2 separate regions of the Homo sapiens genome follow, and region 2 is linked to region 1. Evidence: read pairs that join two places in POLR2A ChIA-PET (ENCODE). Cell type or tissue: GM12878. All regions are shown on one strand.

Evidence for each region. Peaks named below come from ENCODE experiments on the same cell type or tissue, not always from the same donor. Only the 100,000 strongest peaks of a DNase experiment are listed, where the experiment ranks them.
Region 2: POLR2A ChIA-PET joins it to region 1 with 9 read pairs; 1 of 35 experiments calls an interaction of 5 or more read pairs at or near these places.

What each region holds. Positions count from the first base shown.
Region 1 is chr5:151,718,125-151,726,124 of GRCh38, reverse strand. No RefSeq gene overlaps it. Among named protein-coding and RNA genes, the nearest start is that of ATOX1-AS1, 31 kb to the left of the region's middle. RefSeq lists silencers at 3,831-4,031, 4,491-4,691, 5,522-5,631, 6,563-6,857, 7,851-8,000 and enhancers at 4,370-4,419, 4,440-4,509, 4,770-5,029, 5,100-5,279. In GM12878, CTCF peaks have their summits at 5,030 and 6,666 (motif pointing right); DNase peaks (open chromatin) are centred at 4,002 and 4,714; H3K4me3 peaks cover 1,263 bases; H3K27ac peaks cover 4,624 bases.
Region 2 is chr5:151,313,058-151,321,057 of GRCh38, reverse strand. It overlaps SLC36A2 (solute carrier family 36 member 2), which reads left to right. Exons shown (of 10, transcript NM_181776.3): 10 at 3,970-6,086. The coding sequence ends at 4,241. It also overlaps the pseudogene ATP6V1G1P5. Among named protein-coding and RNA genes, the nearest start is that of SLC36A3, 13 kb to the right of the region's middle. In GM12878, CTCF peaks have their summits at 1,492 (motif pointing left) and 4,868 (motif pointing right); DNase peaks (open chromatin) are centred at 1,564 and 4,842.

The DNA.
Region 1 (8,000 bases):
AGGAGGAAGGGTTACTAGGATCAATTTTCATATGCCAAACAATCTGTATTTAAGTCAGACCACCCCAAGTATATCCTCCAAGTTTGGTGAAAATCAGCCCAGCTATTTTCTTATGATGGAGTAGACAAGTCACAAACTTCATTTTATTATGTGGACAAATCCCCCCCTGCTCTGACCTTTGGGGGTGGGGGAAAGAGAGAGTAAAGAACTTAAAAAAATGAGAGCACACTCAGTTCACTGTTCTGTACTTGCCTTTTCCCCCACTTTTTACTGCACCTTGAGATAGTTTCATGTTTCGTATCAGTTCATATGGTTTTGCCCTCGTATTTAAAGTACAAATACTGGCCGGGTGTGGTAGCTCATGCCTGTAATCCCAGCACTTTGGGAGGCCGAGGTGGGCAGATCATGAGGTCAGGAGTTCGAGACCAGCCTGACCAACATGGTGAAACCCCATCTCTACTAAAGATATAAAAATTAGCTGGGCCTGGTGGCACATGCCTGTAATCCCAGCTACTCGGGAGGCTGAGGCAGGAGAATCGCTTGAACCTGGGAGGCGGAGGTTGCAGTAAGCCGAGATCCCACCATTGCACTCCAGCCTGGGCAACAGAGTGTGACTCTGTTTCAAAAAAATTAAATAAAAATAAATAAGTAAAGTACAAATACTGGTTGTTTTATTTGTGAATATATTGGCTTATTAACATGGGCTAAAATTAGTAATAATAATCTACCTATTCTTTCTAAAATAACATGTTGACTTCTGTTAAGTATAGGGTGACCAACTCATTCCTTTGCCTGGAATTTTCCGTTTTAGCACTTAAAGTCCTATATCCCAGGAAACCCTTCAGTTCTAAGCAAACTGGGATATTTGGTCACCATATTTAAGTTCCAAATAAACATTGGACAAGTTTGAATAGGAGGTGGCACATTTTAACAAAACAAGTAGTAATCTTGGTCTTTGCCCTAAAATGGAACTGTTAACCAAATACTGTCCATATAAAGTAAAGATTTTCTCAGAACTTGTGCTATTATTGTTGGGAGGTGCCTCACGCTTTTAGACAGCAGAATAGTATTCCATTGTATGACTTCACCATCATCTTATTAAATCTGTTCCTTACTGATGGACTTTTCGTGTCTTTCCAGTGTTGTGCTACAATAAACAAGTCTGCCATAAATGTCTTTATTCATCTGTTCTGTAAACTGGCAAATTCTGTGTAACAATTTGTTTTGAAAATAAGGTCTTCCTGCTAAAAACAAAACTCAAAAAGCCACAGGATTAAAGAGTCTTTCATCTTGGGCCTTCTGTGAGTCTCCTTTTCTTCAGGTGACTGACTGGGCTTCGCATGGGTGTAAAATGGGTTGGCAGCTAAGGCCTTGGGAAGAAAGCCCAGGCAAAGAGGAGAGGCTTCCTGGGGTGCATGAGGGAGAAAAACAGCCCACTGCTGTGGTTCCCAGCATGAGGGGGTTGTTTATCAAGGCGCTGGAAGAGGAGTTGGCTAGACTTTGAGAGGTCCAGTGTTGGCCAGGAGCAGGACTGAAAGACTGGAACCATTCAGCTGTCTTCTAAAAGGAGGAGAGAAAGGAAGGAAAAACAAGTCAAGACACACACTGGGTGGCTGCCGGCTGGCCAGGGCTCTTGGTACAATAAGTCTGGTGCCAGGCTGTAGGGCCCAGCCAGCTATCCCTGGGGAACCCATCCCAGACTGGTTTAGATCATTTCTGCAGTGGCTTCTTGGGGCTATTAGAAATGGATTTTTACAGAGTCAGAGATAATGCAGTACTTTTCCAGAGGGATGGCTACCTGGGCCAGAAAGGTGATTTTCCAGCCATGTTGTCTATCCTATGTGTATTAATACATCCTTTATCCATCAAAGAGGCGGCTAGTATCATTTGCCAAACTGTTTCGTGCAGAATGCTATTAGTGAAACATGAGGTCTCAAAGCCAAAAAAGTTTGAAAAATGCCAGGCCCATCAAAATCAAGCAAAATAATTTACTGTAGAAATTTGCAGATCCTTCAAGGTACTAATACTGTAATTGAGACTTTTCAAAAAGGAGATAAAGTATGAACTTGTTTCCCAAGTTTTTAGTCCTTGGAACACCTTTTTCTCCCCCACAGAACACACAGTCACATCTTTGCTAATGTTGTCTGCTAATTCTAACCTATAGGAAAAGGGAGAAGCCAATAGGCCTGACCCAAAAACTTCCAAGAATCTGAGACAAAGAAGGCTATGGAATCTGGCCAGTGAGCTATCTTGGACACTGCCATGTCCTACACAAAAGCATGACGGGCATCTGTCATAATATAAAATAATTGATTTTTGGCCAGGCGTGGTGGCTCACACCTGTAATCCCAGCACTTTGGGAGGCCGAGGGGGATGGATCACTTGAGGACAGGAGTTTGAGACCAGCCTAGCCAATATGGCCAAACCCCATCTCTACTAAAAATACAAAAAAATTAGCCAGGCATGGTGGCTGGCACCTATAGTCCCAGCTACTTAGAGGCTGAGGTGGGGGAATCGCTTGAACCTGGGAGGTGGAGGCTGCAGTGAGCTGAGATTGTGTCACTGCACTCCAGTCTGGGCAGTAGAGTGAGACTCTGTCTTAAAAATAAATAAATAATTGACTTTCATGAGCATGAAGGATTCTCCAGAAATTGAGTTAGGTGCAGCCGCATGCTGGTCAGAACAGTCTAGCAAAGATGGCAAAGAGAGCTGGGGCTCGCCTGCATCTCTGCATTTCACACCTCTGATCTCGAGACTCAGCATCACCCTTGGCCACAGTGATCTCCAAGGGCCTCTGTGTGTCAGGCTCAGGGCACACAGTAGCTATGGGGGAGATGCCCTGGTGCAGGGTTCTGAGGAGGCCTACAAAGATCACTTCATCCAATCGGCATCCCCACTGTGTCACTCTGTGTCTGACTCCATCTTTGCTGATGTGTTTGTGTTAAAATGCAAAGCCATCTGGGAAGAACCATTGTCAGAATCCTTGGTAGCATCCTTCCCCTGAGATTTGGGTGGAAAGAGGCAGGTTTTGTGTTTGTTGAAGATAAAATGTCCTGTACTAGAGACTGTATTTGCAAGTCTTTCCCATCCTTGAGCCATTGCACAAGGCTGGTACCTTGTATCTAGGATTGCTTCCCCTGAAATGGATTGGAAAATAAAATGTTAAAATGTTAAAAAGTCAGAGAGAACATGAGTTCTAGTCCACTCTACCTCTAATTTGCTGGTTGACATTAGAAAATCCTTTTGCATATATACATACATCAAAACATCATGTTGTACACCATAAATACATACAATTTTTATTTGTCAGTTTTAAAATAAGGAAGTTCTTTCCCCTCTCTGACTTCATGTTCTTCCTCTGTAAAATGAAGGGGTCAGACTATTTCAGTTATTGGCCAACTTTTTTATTAGAAGAAGCCTTCTGTCAAGCAAAGTCTTAAGGAGCATCTCAAATAAAACAGATAAAAGTAGTCTCTGACCAAAATGTTTTTAAGGAAATGTTATGTCATTACTGTATAACAGGATATGTTTACTATACAAATTGGGACAGAGGTTGCTTTTAGAAGCAAGGAGGTAGTTGTGATTGGGACAGGGCACACAGAGAGCTTCTGGGGTGGCTGCAAAATGTTATTTTTTGACCTGAGTGGTTTCCTTGACCTGAGTGGTTTTCCTTAGGGTTATTCAGTAAGCTATTTTTATATTTATATTATGAATGCATTATAAAGTCAATTACTGAGAACACAAATGTGTCCATTAGATTTAGCTGCAAAAGGCAGAAAACCCCAAATAGAAGTGGCCTCAATAAGACAGAATTGTATGTCTCTTTTATGTAAATGAAATCTGGAGGTGAGCAGTCCAGGGCACTCACTGTAGGGAAGTGAGTCAGCAAGGTAACTCAGTGATCATCAGGACCAAGCCTCCTTCTCTCTATCAATTCAAAGTCCAAGATGACTGATTGAGTTCTGCCATCATGTCCACATTAGAGCTAGCTAGAAGAGGAATGAGAAGAGCATTCCCATTCACTTGAAGAAAACTCCCATAAGTCACACTCACAACCTTTGCTTACAACCCACTGACTAAAGCTTAACTGCACTGCCTTACCTATCTGCAAGGAAGGCTGGGAGATGTAGTTTAATCAGGGCACTATGGCCCCACTCAAGTGTAGTTTCTACAACAAAGGGAAAGGGGACCACTAGCAAAATCTGCCACAATGTATAAATGAATTTTGGTCTCTGATGTGTTCACATTTGACAGATGACTGATTTAGGTGTCTTTGTTGTTTTGCAGCCACAGTTTTAAATGCAGTCTCTGGTATACAAAATAAGGTGAATATTAATAGTTTGTGGAACTGCAGAAGTACAGAATGTGACTTAAAACCCCTGAACTAGAAACTCCCTGAGAGCTTTTCCAGCTTTGACATTCCAGAATTCTGTGGAAGTCCTGCCCACATATATGAGCTTACAGAGGTTTTCCTCTCTGGAGATTGGCAAGGGTGTTCTTGTTACCTTCAGGACTGAGAACTGTGCTCATTGTTTAAGTTAGCACAGCCCTAGCCAAGTATCATGAAAAGCGCTCTGTCATTCAGCAGTCTTCCCCCTTGGGCTGGGAGTTCCCCAGAGGTGGTATAGTTTACTGAGGCATTGAAAACTCAGGCATCCAAGCAGTAACAGCTTCTTAGTGGGGAGTGGCTCAGACTTTCCCTCCACAGTTTCAGAGATTGTTGTAGTAGAAGAGTCTACCCTTGATTCAACCCTTTTCATTTTTCAGAGGAGGAAGCATGGATCCAGAGAGGCTGAGAGATTTACTTGACGTGACCAGCAACTTATAGCAGGACTGGGCCTAGTACCAACTTGTTCTGATACTTTCTTTTTTGTCATTTTACAGATGAAACTGCAACCTAGAAAGGTAGCTTGCCCAGAGCCACATTGTTACTCAGAATAGATCAGAATTTGAATGCATACAATGCACGGCAGAGACTACACTTTAGCCTCTATGCTAAGAACTACTGCCTCCCACTGTGTGAGGACAGACTTTACTATGGGAGCAGGAACACTTCATCACACCACTTAGATGTCACATCCCTTCAGATCACCCTTTGCTCCAATTCTGTACTCCTTCATCAACCTCTTGATGTCTAATTCAACACCTTGGCATAGGGAATAATATGGCTTTAGGTGTAGAAACAAACTTTCTGCTAGTGCAAAAGCTCATCCTCCAGATGAGGGGGATGGGACATGTTGGTATTTTCCAGGAGCATCTGTCTTTCTCTGTGCAGCAATCCCCCAACACTGCAAACTGATCAGACGGAGCTTCAAAACCTGCAAAGGTTATGACCCTAGGTAGTGGGGACCACAACCTGTGGAGTCCTAATTAGGGAAAAGGAGTCAGGCTGGTGGGAGCAGGGGAAAGAAAAAAGAAAAAGTAGATAAGCTATACATCTGCCTTTCTTCATGGTCCAGGACACATAGCCCTCCTGTGCAAATAACTCACAATCTTCCTGTGCCCAACTATCACCAGACACCTCGGCTGATAGAATAATGTACATTAGCTCACTGCAACCTTGGCATTATCTGTACTGTACAAAGCCCTCTTCAGCACACAGCACAAGCACCATCCTAAAAAATCCCCAGCAAGCCTTTGACTCCTTGCAGTCAGCTACTCTCTTGCTGACTTACCCATTGCACCCTTGCAACATACTTTCATACTTCCTCTAACAAATCTGCTTTGCTGACCTACAACTGTCTTGGTAAATTCTTTCTACCACCTGCGTAGCACTGGCCCAAATAGTCACTACCTGAGACACAACTTCCCTGAAAAGCAGTGCCATCTCTGGGAGCTGCCCAAGCAACCTTCAAGTCTCTCTTTGCTGCAGCTTTCTAGGTTGTGCACAGTGGCACTACAGCAGCAAGGCCTTCCTGCCTGCTATCACTTACTTTTCCCTAGGCAAAGGGGCTGGGGGAAACATCCATTGGGTCTCCTGGACAACAGGAAAGTCTCAGGATAAGAGGCACTTTGGAGAATCACTGGAGCAACTCTAGCAGTTCAGCTAGTTGGCTCTTCAGGATTCTCCTTGTCCTCCAGCACAGAAGGCTTTTAATCCAGACAGAGGTGGAGGGAGGGTGGGATGAGCTAACGGGCCTGAGAGGAGACTTTGTATCTTAGAAGACATTCCAGAAGGACCTAGAGACAGAGGGTGTTGTTTTTGTCCTTATTCCGACAACTCTTCTGAGAGGATAGTTGGGGCTGGAGGATGCTGTGCAGCCTGTTTAGAGGGCAGGGAAGTTGAAACAGTGTGAGGGAACCAGTAGAGCTGACCTCCTGCCTCTGTAAAGAACATGACCCTGGGAAATCCCAAAGCTTCACATGGCCCAGTCTGTGAAGAGCCACATTGAAGAAAACAAAGTGTTACAGTTACAAATCATTTAAAAGTGCTACAATCTTCATTTTTATATCTCTAAGAGTATTAAAAGGGATCTAATTAATAATTCATAGAAAACTCCATTTCAGGCTGGGTGTAGTGGTTCACGCCTATAATCCCAGCACTTTGGGAGGCCAAGGCAGGAGGATTGCTTGAGCCCAGGAGTTAGAGACCAGCCTGGGCAACAGGCTCTATTAAAAAAATTTAAAAATTAACTGGCATGGTGGTGCACACCTATAGTCCCAGCCACTAGGGGGTGCTGAGGTAGAAGAATCACTTGACCCTGGGAGGTTGAGGCTGCAGTGAGCCATGTTCGTGCCACTGCACTTCAGCCTGGGCAACAGAACGAGACCCCTGTCTCAAAAACAAAACAAAAAACTCCATTTTGACCAGACACTGGTTCATGCCCGTAATCTCAGCACTTTGGGAGGCCAAGACAGGAGGATGGCTTGTGACCAGGAGTTCAAAACCAGCCCTGGCAAGATAGTGAGACCCTGTCTCTACAAAAAATTTAAAAACTAGCTGAGCGTGGTGACATGTGCCTGTAGGCCCACCTACTTGGGAGGCTGAGGCGGGACGATCACTTAAGCCCAGGAGTTCAAAGTTATAGTGAGCTATGGTTGTGCCACTGCATTCCAGCCTGGGTGATAGAGCAAGACTCTGTCTCAAAAAAACAAAAAAACTGAGATCTTACTGATTCCAGAATTTTCTCATGCTCACATTGATGCTTAGTCTTTCCCCCACTCACCTCCCTGGCCCTCTCCAGGAAAGAGAAAAAGTCTTGAAGAGGCCCAGCCCCTTGAAGAATGTAGTTCTTCACATGCCTCAAAAGAGTAAGGGCCAACTACAGTTTGCTAAAAGTTGGAGGAGCTTCCCCTACATAGTTTGGCCACAGAGTCATCCAAATTATTTTTGTGACCCAGACAGCAGCCCCAGACACTGCATCAGCTCGGTTCTGAAGCCAGAAGAAACTTTCTGCTCTCCGTAAGGCTCCTCTTCACCCCATTACATTCCTTTTCTCTCTCCACCTCCTGCTTTAATGTTCCCCTGCAGCCACACGTAAGGAATATCATCTTCTTTCTCTTAAAGGGACAATTATCGTTCACCTTGTCTCATAGATGTGAGACATTTACCTGTTGAGTAAACAGGATGTCTCCTCCGAGTCAGAAATGGATTTCTTCTGTTGAAAGGGATAGAAAACCCAACCCAAACCAGTATAAGCAAAAAGGCTTATGGAAAGAAAAAGTCCAGGAGCAGGGCTGTATATTACATAGGATTGCACTCTGCTGTGTGTCACAGAAACCTGATTCCAGCAGCTTTTATACCACTTTGCAAGCAATCTGGCCATCTGAGGATGACGCTGGGTCCATGCCATCATCAGGCTGCAGTTCCTTCTGTCAGCCTTTCCTTGTGGATTCCATTCTCCTGTGGCTCCACTTTGTCTTACATATGCCATCCAAGAAGGAAGAAGAGGGACAAAAAGCAAAGTCTCCCTCTTTCACAAGCTTCCCCAGAAGCTCCATGCACTGATTTCTGCTTACAAGTTCATTGGTGAGAAGCATGTCCCATGGCCTCTCTGCAC
Region 2 (8,000 bases), 410 kb after region 1:
TCAGTCCTCACAACAATTATCATGAGGTAGAACTATGATAAACCCTACTTTATGAAAGAGAAAACTGAGGCAGTGAGTGATTAATAATTGGCCAGAAAGTGTCAGAGGTAGGATTTGAATTCAAGTCATGTAAGTCTAGAGCCAGTGCCCTTCACCTCCAGGGCAGACATTGAAAATGGGACTCTAATTTGGCAACAGGTGTTGTTTGAACCTCACAATGTTGTATAAAGTGGGCCAACATTTAAAATGTGGGCAATCTCCATACAAATGCAGATTTTTAAAATTTTTTGGTGGGGCTACTATAAAATGATTGGGCAAGGCTGGGATCACATTCCCCATCGGCAACAATCAGCTGGGGCTCCTTGACCCCTGGACGGTCCTGTGCTTGCCTATTGGCTGAGGTCATTCCCACTCCCTGGCTCACAGCAGCCCCCATGACCCGGAGTACCCCTTTCTGCAAGTATTCCACCAGAGGCCGAAGGAGATGGCTAGAGATTCCTGTGTAGAGTAGAGGTGGCCCAGCTGTCCCTAAGATGCCTTTTGATTGTAATTGCAAAAGTGTCTTCTTTTTAAGGCCAAATTGTATTCCACTGTACGTAGAAACCACATTTTCTTTATCCATTCATCTGTCCATGGAAATTTAGGAAATTCTTTTTTTTTTGCATAACAAAGTGTTACTTTTAGATAATTATCAGTACACCGAGTAATAACATGTAACGAGTTTTTGAATTCTACCATCTAGTAATTTTGATTCAGAGAAACTAAAAGCAGCCCAAACAGTTATGCTAGTATTCATTATTCTAACCATTAGCAGGAATGGACTAATTTAAGGGTGGCTGCTGCTTCACACAGATTACAAATAACCATTTACTACTTTTTCATGGTTAGAATCCTGACATTCAAGAAAGCACTACAGGGAAAAAAAAAATATTAATCTCTTTCTTCTTCAAAGAACTTTTTTTTACTAGAAAAAAGAAAGAAAAAGTCAACATTGATACACTGATACATATGTTACTTCAGCTAATAGGCATGGGAAAACATGACATATACCCATTAAATTTCTACGAAATACGATGTAAAAAGAAAATCTATAGATAAGTTCTAAGTCTGTACAAAGAAGCTAGATTTTATATTCTCTGAGATGTGAAGGGACCTGCTATATAATATACAGAAATCATTTAATGCCTTTTCATAAGAATATATCTCAAGCTGCATATTCCTCGAGGGCATCTAAAATGCCAATCTGTGGTACAGGCGCTTCTTTCTCCCACTCTTCTTCATTTATGCAGCAGTTTTCATGGATTTCTGTCCAGGTGTCACAGACAAAAGCCAAGAGACTAGCCAAGCCTTCACCCCCATTCTGCTGGAAGTAGTTCTGGAGGCTGGTCCTCTTCTTCTGACCCTCCTGTGCCACTTCAGTGCCAAGGCTGCTGTGAGATTCCAGGGCTGCAGCTTCCTTGGTCTTGAACTCTTTCTCCCTCTGCAGGCAGTGCTGTTCAGTTTCAGTTCAGCAGTTGAAGCCTCAGCTGCTTCCTTGGCCTGCTTCAGCCTCTATGTTTTTGCTCACACTTGGACACCTTCTCAGTGGCTGCATCTTGGCCTGCAGCAGCTGCTGGATCCCCTGAGACTGGCTGAAGTGGCTGTTGATTTTCACTTTTCTAGGCCAGCCCACAGCATTCATTCGACACTGATTTTCTTTTTTTGAAGTGATTAGTTCTCAATTTGACCTTGAATGCAGGAACTATCCAGTATCTTACATATTCCAGACAGATCAAGGAATTTGCCCCACAGTATAAAGATAACAATCCCTTAAGCCTACACTACACTTCTTCATGCATTGTCAATTAGCATGTATGAGTAAATAACTTGGAGTAATAGCAAAGATAACTTTTCTGAATGCTTTACATGAAAAATCTCATTGAAGACTTTTATGTCCTATGCAGAATGAATCACAATACCTAAAAGGATAGTAGCCTTCATCTCCATTTTGCAGCTGAGGAAACAAGCTGAGGAAGGGGTGGGACTTGGGCAAGGCCATACAAGAATGAACCAGACTCCTGCCTTCCAGACCTGTTCTGTTCTACCACACTCCTCCAAAGGAGGCCTGCTCAAGGCTCCTGGGATTTATTGGTGACCAGGAACATTTTTCATCAAATATAATAAAAAATGTAAAAGCCCAGGTCTGTAAAACGTCCTGCTAAAAAAATATAATTTCAAAATTTTTAGCTTTTCGTGTTTCTTTGTTAGGGGTTTTCTGACATGTGTATAAAACCTGGAGAAGACACTTCTTTAAAGACACCTCCCGGATTTTCTTCCAACTGAAGATCTCTTTGTATTATAAATAATTTCATATTCTAATTGTTTGCAAGTAAAAGGTTCTTATACTCATGTTAATTATTTATTAAAATTCTAGGCATTTTAAAAAATAATTTATTTATTTATATTATTTATATTTATTATATTTTTATATATATAAAATATTTATTATATATAAAAATATATTTTATAAATAAATATTTATAAATAATTATTATATTTTTATTTATTATTTATTTTTATTATAGATAAAATATATAAAATATATTTTATTTATATATAAAATAAATAATAAATTTGTATTATTTATTTATATTATTTATATTATTTTTTATTTATTAAAATGCTAGGCATTTTAGAAGACTTCTAAAAAATTTGTACATTGATACAAATTTTGATAGTACAAACATTGACAGTTTGTACATTGATATATTCCAAACAGCTTGAATGGTTCCCAGCACTGTTATTTAGTGTTATTTATTAAGTAAGAGCTTAAGTTTTGTTGGATATGTAAGGATCCAAAATGCACCTCGGTAGCATAAAGATTATTTTAAGCTAAAAATGCCTGAACAAAAAGAAGCTGCAGAAAGAAACTTTGTCTAATCTTCTTTTGCTGATGTAAGCGGGACCTCCTGACAAATATAGCTGCCATAAATCCCTTCTCTGGGAAGTTTAGAGCCAGAAAAGAGACTTAGCATTATCATGGGAATTACTAACTGTTTAACAAATTTTATCTGAAACTGTCATATCTTCCATTTGTTCTTCCATAAAAGCCCTTTCTCCTCCCTCCTTTTCCCCTTATTAAGGGGGTATCTTTGGCTGTTCTGGAAGCCAATTCTTCTCAAGGCTCTGGAGCTTATATATACACTTTGTCTTTTCTCTTGTTAATCTTACCTATTGTCAGTTGAATTCACAAGCACCCAACCACTGACCCTAAGTTGGTAGGGGAAAAGTTTTTGAATGAATACATTTCCTCCCAACAATATGAATGAACAATATGAATGAATACAATTAGACAGAGACTCACCAAATTTTGTTATTGTTGTTTTGAGATGGGGTCTCACTATGTTACCCAGGGTGTCCTTGAACTCCTGGATCCTCCTGCCTCAGCCTCCCGAATAGCTGGGGCTACAGAAATGTGCCACTATGCCTGGCTGAATTTTTAATATGTAACTTCTAGGGAATATGATTAGGGATATTGGAGGACTTTTAACTTTTCTTTCTGTAATTGAATTTCTGAGAAACAATTAGTTCATTTTTTAAGAAGAGGATTTTTTTTTTTTTTTTAATGAGATAGGACCTCACTTTGTCACCCAGGCTGGAGTGCAGTGGCGTGATCTTGGCTCACTGCAACCTCCACCTCCCAGGTTCAAGTGATTCTCCTGCCTCAGCCTCCTGAGTAGCTGAGATTATAGGCACCCACTACCACACCCGGCTGATTTTTGTATTTTTAGTAGAGATGGGATTTCACTATGTTGGACAGGCTGGTCTTGAACTCCCAACCTTCAGTGATCCACCCATCTAGGCCTCCCAAAGTGCTGGGATTACAAGTGTGAGCCACTGTGCCTGGCCAAGAAGAGGACTTTAAGAACAAACTTTCAAAGCTTGGCTAAGCCTGGAATGCTCCATCTCTCCACTATCCTCTCCCTGCAGGCCTCCTGGCCATCCTCATCCCCCGCCTGGACCTGGTCATCTCCCTGGTGGGCTCCGTGAGTGGCACCGCCCTGGCCCTCATCATCCCACCGCTCCTGGAGGTCACCACGTTCTACTCAGAGGGCATGAGCCCCCTCACCATCTTCAAGGACGCCCTGATCAGCATCCTGGGCTTCGTGGGCTTTGTGGTGGGGACCTACCAGGCCCTGGACGAGCTGCTCAAGTCAGAAGACTCTCACCCCTTTTCCAACTCCACCACTTTTGTTCGGTGAGCCTGGCACTGCTCCTTGCCTACCAGCACCCGACTTTTAATTATATGGATCTCTTTTTTTTTTTTTTTTTTTTTTTGAGACGGAGTTTCTGTCTTGTTGCCCAGACTGGAGTACAATGATGCGATCTCAGCTCACCACAACTTCGGCCTCCTGGGTTCAAGCGATTCTCCTGCCTCAGCCTCCCGAGTAGTTGGGATTAGAGGCATAGTCCAGCACGCCTGGCTAATTTTGTATTTTTAGTAGAGACGGGGTTTCTCCATGTTGGTCAGGCTGGTCTTGAACTCCCGACCTCAGGTGATCCACCCACCCCGGCCTCCCAAAATGCTGGGATCACAGGCGTGAGCCACCTCGCCTGGCCAGATCTCTTTTATATGCATTATCTTTATGTCACTGCTTTGCCTTTTCTCTGGGCCAAGTCATGGTGAAACAAGAAAGCTACAAGCTCTAAATGGTAATTTTTTACATTTTTGTTTTGTTTATTACTTCTTCTTTTCATACCTCTGGCATTCCACTACATTGTGAGCTTTCCCTTGGAAGGCTCTGGACTCTATCCAAGCTTATGATAATTCACACAATGAATTTCATACCTAGCGTGGAGCTATGCAAGAAGCAGCCACCAGAGGGCCCCAAGTGGCAGCAACTGGCCAAAGGAGATGCAGCCAGCTAAGACTGTCCACACTTTGGCAGACAACCGGTTTTCCCTTTTCTGGGTCTGTTCAAAAAGCAAACATTAAGGGTGGGCACATAATCCACAAGCCAGAAAGTTGTGCACGGCTCCAGTGTTGAGATGGGTAGGGCCAAGATGACCAGTGTGAAAACTCTCAGATAGAAAGGAGCCATGCATATTAAATGAGGGGCAACAAACATTTCAAACGATTAGATAACATTTTCTCCCAACTCAAAGATCCCAACAATGAATAGGAGGCATGGAAGTAGATGTGCCAATGGGGAGGGATGAGGAGTGAACATGAATATTATTTGAATAGACTTTACCTCTTAATTCTTGCAACATGCATTCTTGATTACCTACTGTGTGCCAAACAAGATTTTGTAGAATATTGCAAAAATGACCATAAATTCCTCGTGATAATGTGACTTTGCACCTGCTCCTATGAAAAGATGAAGTCTGTATCTGTATCCCTTAAATTTTTTTGCTTGTTTGTCGGTTTTGTTTTGTGTTTTGTTTTTTTGAGATGAAGTCTCGCTCTGTTGCCCAGGCTGGAGTGCAATGGCACAATCTCGGCTCACTGCAACCTCCACCTCCTGGGTTCAAGCGATTCTTCTGCCTCAGCCTCCCAAGTAGCTAGGATTACAAGTGCCTGCCACTATGCCTGGCTAATTTTTGTTTTTCGTAGAGATGGGGTTTTACCATGTTGGCCAGGCTGGTCTCAAACTCCTGACCTCAGGTGATCCACTTGCCTCGGCCTCCCAAAGTGCTGAGATTACAAGTGTGAGCCACCACGCCCAGCCTCTCCCCTTTAAATTTGATCTTGGCCTTGTAACTTGCTTTGGCCAATGGGACATTAGTAAATGTGATGCAGTCAGAGGTTTGGTAATAACCTATGCATCAGGACTTACATCACTTGCTGCTCTATGGAGTTGAGACCACCAAGTAAAGCATCCTGGGCTAGCCTACCGGAGGATCAGAGACCATGTGGAACATAAATGAATCATCCCAGTTGAGCCCTGTCCGCAGATCAACCAGCCTACCAACTTCCAGACACGAGTAAAGCCATCCTAGACTATATCCAACCCCAGTCAGGCTGACACAGACCATAAGAATTGTACAGATAATCCACAGAACTGTGATAAATAATAAAGATGTTTGTAATTTTAATACATAAAGAGTGGGAAGTTTTATGCAGCAAAAGATAACTGATAAATCATTCTAAAGAGGATACACTGATTAATGAGAAAAGAATCCCTGCTCTCAAGCAGCCAGTCTGCTGTCCATTGGGGAAGAGTTAACAGGTAATCAACTAAGTAAATACCATCTAATGTCCATCTAAGGGCAAAGGACACTACCTGCTCTAGAGCACCAAAGAAGACTTTCCACAGGTGGTATCATTTGAGCTGGGCTTTGAGTAGAACCTGAATCTTCTACGACTGAGCCTGAACCTTCTTCCATTCTGTCCTGCTGCCTGGACATTACAGCACCTATGCTTGTGTCTGATCTTGGCTGGCAGCCAGAGGCAAGCCAACCTGAGACATCACCTCCATCCTTCTGGTGGTGACTGCTCTCTCCCCTCCCCTCAGAATTACTAAAATTGAGAAAACGCACCTAGATAAATAAATAGATGTTGAAGATCTATAGTCCCAAAAGGTGGGGAGAGGAGAGTTTCTCATCAAACTCTCCGTGGTTTACGGGAATGAGCTATGCCTGTTTCAGCCTCGGTGTTAAGAGAACATTTGAAAAAGCCCTGTCCTGCTTATTTTCATCCTTCGTCTTCCCTGTGCCCCCCAATTCCCACGTCCCGGTCTGCTCTTTCTGTATGTTACTTTCTATCTGCTGGACTTCCAGAAGATACTTCACCAGCACAAGTCCACTCAGATGGAGGAAAGGCTGGTGGTCCACACCCAGATCCCATAGCCTACAGAGTCCCTGTTGGGCAACAGGACACTCATAGCTCGTGCAGGGGTCCACAGTCCACTTTGCCAGAGAATGGGTTGTCATTTCCACCCTGAGCTCTCTGTTTCATCAGCAAACCCAAAGGACTTCCAATGATCCATCCTGAGTGTTGGCAATGTGATCATCCTCTCTGGAAACATTTCTCTCCCACCCTGCTCCACTATCAATCACCGCACCCATCCTTGAAGTTTAAAGTTATCTTCTCTGTTATTAAGAAAAGTTTACACTCATTCTCTAAAGATAAGCCCCTACTGTGTAAGAGGATAGGGTTAATTTTATTACTCAGACAAATCTGGCTGAAGTTAAACCTTGGAAAGAAAAACTAAATTTAGCAACATTGATATAACCAACAAAACTAAGCTAGGGAGACTCATTAGTAATCATTGGCAACACTAAAGACTACTACATGTTAGCTTTATGTCTGAGTGGTGGTGATATTAAAATTTCTTAAGTGGTTTGGAACTGATTTTTTTAGTACACACATATGCATACACACGACTTTCTTCCCCCCATTTAACTTACTATTTATTTAACTTCTGGAACTTGCTAGTGAGTCAAGGAACATAGAAAACCCTTCCTCCTTTCCTTCATTGAGTGCTTACTAAGGATTTTACATGAGATCATCTCATTTAATCCTTACAATGACCTGTGATGTTTACACTGTCATTGTCTCCATTTTCAGATAAGGAAACAGACTCAGAGACATTAAATAACTTGTTAAAGATCAAACACGTAGTGAAGGATGGATCCAGGATGCAAACATTTGTGCATCAAAGCTCCTCACTGCATTGTAGGGCCCAAGGGAGGCCACTGAATGGTGGTTATCAAAATGTAAAATAGGGAGGAGGTAGAGCAAGATGGTAGAAAGCTCCACTGATCTGTCCTGTCCCCCAACCCCTGCTGCAAGGACACCAATTTAACAATTATGTACACCTTCATAAGAACCAAAAAACGTGGGCACTCACAGTACCTGGTTTTAACTTCGTATGGCTGAAAGAGGCACTAAAGAGGTAAAAGAAAAAACAGTCTTGAATCAACTGCGCAGCGCCACCCCTCCCCCACCCCCAGCAGGGGCCCATGGTGCCCAGAGTATCTCTGGGCTCTGGGGAAGGGAGAACCCAGTAATTGTG